Linked DNA regions of Homo sapiens: region 2 is linked to region 1. Evidence: read pairs that join two places in POLR2A ChIA-PET (ENCODE). Cell type or tissue: Panc1. All regions are shown on one strand.

What was found. ChIA-PET counts read pairs that join two places held together with the same protein. Peaks named below come from ENCODE experiments on the same cell type or tissue, not always from the same donor. Only the 100,000 strongest peaks of a DNase experiment are listed, where the experiment ranks them.
Region 2: POLR2A ChIA-PET joins it to region 1 with 9 read pairs; 2 of 35 experiments call an interaction of 5 or more read pairs at or near these places.

What each region holds. Positions count from the first base shown.
Region 1 is chr11:66,379,704-66,382,203 of GRCh38, reverse strand. No RefSeq gene overlaps it. Among named protein-coding and RNA genes, the nearest start is that of SLC29A2, 9.2 kb to the right of the region's middle. In Panc1, no CTCF peak of the experiment used is centred here; no DNase peak of the experiment used is centred here.
Region 2 is chr11:65,491,447-65,493,946 of GRCh38, reverse strand. No RefSeq gene overlaps it. Among named protein-coding and RNA genes, the nearest start is that of LINC02736, 4.6 kb to the right of the region's middle. RefSeq lists a cis regulatory region at 1-56, enhancers at 1-89, 335-464, 1-467, 468-978, 1,815-2,109 and silencers at 1-89, 1,784-2,285. In Panc1, no CTCF peak of the experiment used is centred here; no DNase peak of the experiment used is centred here; H3K27ac peaks cover 2,500 bases.

The sequences.
Region 1 (2,500 bases):
CCAGGCTGGAGTGCAGTGGCGTGATCTCGGCTCACTGCAAGCTCCGCCTCCTGGGTTCCCGCCATTCTCCTGCCTCAGCCGCCCAAGTAGCTGGGACTACAGGCCCCAGTCACCACGCCCTGCTAATTTTTTTTGTATTTTTAGTAGAGACGGGATTTCACCATGTTAGCCAGGATGGTCTCGATCTCCTGACCTCGTGATCCGCCCGCCTCGACCTCCCAAAGTGCTGGGATTACAGGCATGAGCCACCGCGCCCGGCCATTTTTTCTTTTTTTTAAGAGATGAGGTCACACTATGTTGACCAGACTGGTCTCGAACTCCTGGTCTCAAGAGATCCTCCCATCTTGGCCTCCCAAAGTACTGGAATTACAGGCGTGAGCCACTACACCCAGCCAATAGGGGACTACTTTAAAACATTATGGTTTAGCTATACAATGAACAACGTTATTAAACAAAAACAAGTTTAAGGAGTCAGGCAATATGATTCAGAGAAACTGCTCCCGGTATAGTGCAACTAAAATGCCGGAGAAGGCCAGGCACGGTGGCTCACGCCTGTAATCCCAGTACTTTGGGAGGCCGAGGTGGGCAGATCACCTGAGGTCGGGAGTTTGAGACCAGCCTGACCAACATGGAGAAACCCCGTCTCTACTAAAAATACAAAATTAGCTGGGCGTGGTGGCGCATGCCTGTAACTCCAGCTACCTGGGAGACTGAGGCAGGAGAATCGCTTGAACCCAGGAGGTGGAGGTTGTGGTGAGCTGAGATCACAGCATTGCACTCCAGCCTGGGCAACAAGAGCAAAACTCCATCTCAAAAAAAATGCTAGGGAACATATAAAAACATCTTTCTTTCCAGCACTTTGGGAGGCCAAGGCAGGTGGATCACGAGGTCAGGAAATTGAGACCATCCTGGCTAACACGGTGAAACCCCGTCTCTACTAAACAAAATACAGAATATTAGCCGGGCGCCTGGTGGTGGCGGGCGCCTGTAGTCCCAGCTTCTCGGGAGGCTGAGGCAGGAGAATGGCGTCAACCCGGGAGGCGGAGCTTGCAGTGAGCCCAGATCGCGCCGTTGCACTCCAGCCTGGGAGACAGAGCGAGACTAAGTTTCAAAAAAAAAACAAAAACAAAAAACAAAAAAAAAACACTTTCTGACGAATGGTTAAATAGGAAAAGTAAGAGAAATTCTTACTTTTTAAACTTTTTTTCATAGAAAGCTTTGAATCCACAGAAAGATAGAATAGCACAATGAACACTCGTAAACCCACAACCTAGGTGGCAATTGTTGATATTTTGCAACATTTTTCCATCTATATGAAAAAACATAATAATACATAATTACATATAAAGTACATATAATATATAAAGTAAAAACCAAGTATCATGATATTTCAACCCTAATTACTTCCCATACATGCTGAATAGTTTCCTCTTAAATTACCAATGTTCAGAGTTAAGAGTTGGTGTGATGCAGCCAACCGCTTCCAGCAGTGGCAAAGAGGGTTGGTTTTTATTTTGTCTTGTTTTTGCTTGTTTGGTTTTTATTTCTATTATTATTATTATTATTTTTTGAGACAGAGTCTAGCTCTGTAGCCAGGCTGGAGTGCAGTGGTGCAATCTCTGCTCACTGCAACCTCCCCCTCCCAGGTTCAAGCAATTCTCCTGCCTCAGCTTCCTGAGTAGCTGGGATTACAGGCACGTATGTGCTGCCACGCCTGGCTAACTTTTGTATTTTTAGTAGAGACGGGGTATCACCATGTTGGCCAGGATTGTCTTGATCTCCTCACCTCGTGACCCGCCCACTCAGCAAGTTACTGCATTGTTCATCGACAATACTTGGCCATCAAGAATGTTCACAAAATACTACAAATCAATGAATGTTTTCCCACGTTGTTATTAGGTTGAATCATGGGAAATAGACATTTTGTGGGTTAGAAAGCAACTTGATGAAGAGCATCCACAAAAAAACTACAGCTAACTATATACTTTATAGCGACAAACTTGAAGCTTTTCTGGTAAGATCAGGGACAAGGCAAGAATGTCCCCTCTCACCACTGCTTTTCAACATCCTACTGGAAGTTTTAGCCAACACAATAAGTTAATAAAAGGAAATAAAAGGCATACAGATGGGGAAAGAAGAAATAAAACTGTCTTTGTTTGCTAATGACATAATTTCCTAGGTAGAAAACCTGAAAGAATCAAAAAAGCTTTGGAAATAATAAGCAATTATACCAAGGCTGGAGGATACAGGTTAATATTCAAAAGTCAATCTTTTTTTTTTTTTTTTTTTTTTTTTGAGACAGAGTTTTGCTCTTGTTGCCCAGGCTGGAGTGCAATGGCGCGATCTTGGCTCACCGCAACCTCCGCCTCCTGCATTCAAGCGATTCTCCTACCTCAGCCTCCCGAGTAGCTGAGATTACAGGCATGCGCCACCACGCCCAGCTAATTTTTTTGTATTTTTAGTAGAGACGGGGTTTCTCCATGTTGGTCAGGCTGGTCTC
Region 2 (2,500 bases), 890 kb after region 1:
CAGAGGCCGCAGTGGCTGAGTCTTCATGGCACCTGGATTCCTCCCAGGCCTCCTTTGATTTTATCTAATCCTGTAATTTTTTCTTTAATTCTGCATTTCTAGAGCTCTCTAGAAATGCAGGTCAGAAATGAAGGGCAAAGACAGTCCCAAGAAAACAACTTTCTTGGTTTTTGTTTTTTTTTTTTTCCTTGAGACAGTTTTTTGCTCTTGTCACCCAGGCTAGAGTGCAGTGACGGGATCTCAGCTTACTGTAACCTCTGCCTTCCGGGTTCAGGTGATTCTCCTGCTTCAGCCTCCCAAGTAGCTGGGATTGCAAGTGCCTGCCACCATGCCCGGCTAGTTTTCATATTTTTAGTAGAGACAGGGTTTTACCATGTTGGCTAGGCTGGTCTGAAACTCCTGACCTTAAGTGATCCGCCTGTCTCTGCCTCCAAAAGTGCTGGGATTACAGGCATGAACCACCACACCCAGCCCAAACTTTCTTGTTTTCTAAAGATTTTAGGAATTTGCAGTTCCCAATCCCATCCCCTGGCTGCCCACCTTCCCAGAGCCGATTTCTGGAACAATGTGACCTTCCGTAGCTGCTGCACAAACTTAGGCTCCCTCACCTACTGTGACCGCCCCCACAGCAGGAAAAAACCTACAGAGATGATGCAGCTCAGAGCTCTATGATATGGAAGACAGAGCATTGTTTTCTAGGGGGTTTTGGACAGCTAATAATTTACCCTGTAGAACATGTAAAATTATCCCTTGAAACCCAGCAGACAGGCCTGTCACTTCACAGAGAGCTGAGGGCAATTCCAGCAAGAATGAGTTACAGAAACTAGAAGTGGCTGTGTCATTGACCTTCCCAAAATGATATGCGGAAGAGGCAGCTGGGGCCTCTTCCATCACAGCCCTGAATCACCAGGGCAGGAGGGTAGGGGAAACAGATTCTCTCTTCCTGAGACAAGAAAACATCTTCTAAATGTACCCACCTCTACTTCTAGCAAGCATTCCTTGTTAGATAGAATCCTCTTTCGGGGAGGGGAATAAAGGAGAAAGTGTCTTTTTTGTTGTTGTTGTTCTTTCTTAGGAGAAAGTGTCTTAAGAAAGCAATTCCCCACCCCCTGCCTGAGAGTTCCAGGCTCCTAGTTCCTTCCTTGGTCTATTTGCTGCGTAATGTACTTGGCCCTGGGCCCTGAAGCCTATTGGTGGATCCTCCCGAAAGGCCTGGCTGTGGCAGCCCAGCTGTAGCACTGTGGGCTGTAGGAGGACAGATTGACATCGAGGGGCACAACTGGGCTGTCCCCCATGCCTTCCTGGGGGCTGCGTCTGTAGAACCGTCTATCCACTCCATGTGCATCTTTATTTTCTGTAACGTGTATTGAGTGCTGTGCCTCACAACAGCCCTGTGGGGGAGGTGGTGTTGCTTTCCCCTTAGACGGATGAGGAAACTGAGGCAAAGAGCTGTCATTTGCCAGATCACTAGAGCCTGGCACACAGTAGAAGCTCCATGTGTGTCTACTGAGTAATGACTCAATGAATACATTGGAATAGTATCTTTTTTGGAATTTATAACACACACACACACACACACACACACAACCAGAATACTGAAAAGCTCCCACAGGAACAGATCATTCCACAGGAACAGATCATTCCACAGGAACAGAACGGATTTAGACTTGACGTAAATTCGAATGCCCATCAGGATGGAGTGGAATGGGACTGAGCTAGCTGTACTGCGTGGGAAACTGGGAACTGCTTTGCTCTGGAGGTCTGTTCAGAACTTCTGAACCAACTGCCATCCACAGAGACAGGGGAGAAAACCCAGAGGCCACCTGTGGTTTCCATGCAGCTCTGATGGAGCATTCACCCCTCTACCTCCTACCCGCCCCCTGCCCAGTGCAGGGTAGTGAGCCCGGCTCAGCCCTTGCTGTCCTTGCCCCATGATGAGTCACCGCGGGAGACGCCTGCTGAGTGAACCTTCCCAAGTGGCCTGAAGGAACAATGAAGCTCTCAGGGAGTCGCAGCCGCGTTCTTGTGTCCCTGATCTTTTCAGTCATGCTTCAGGTCCCTGGCAGATGTTTGTATTGGCCTGGCACACCCAGCATGAAGCTGATTAAACATCCTCCATGAGCATGCTCACACACACACACACACACACACACGTATATTCATTCTTCCTCATGCAAGTGTGGCCCACATCCCACAGACACACATCTCCTGGGACAAGGGGGTAGCGGCCACAAGGTTTCAGGCACTTTGTCGGGGTGTGTTTCTCAACAATGCCGGATTAAAACAGAAGCCCGCAGAATGACAGGGCCTTCTCCTGAACTGGTAATAGTGGATCAGAGCCACCCAGTGTTTGAGTGGAATAAACCTCTAGGTAGCAAGTTCCCATTCCCACAGGTATCCTCTGGAAGCTGGGTGACCTTCCTAGGGTTCCGCAGTATCCCTGCATTGCGAAGAAGCTGGTCAAGAAAACTTGAGATTTTTCTTCCAATCCTGAAAATCC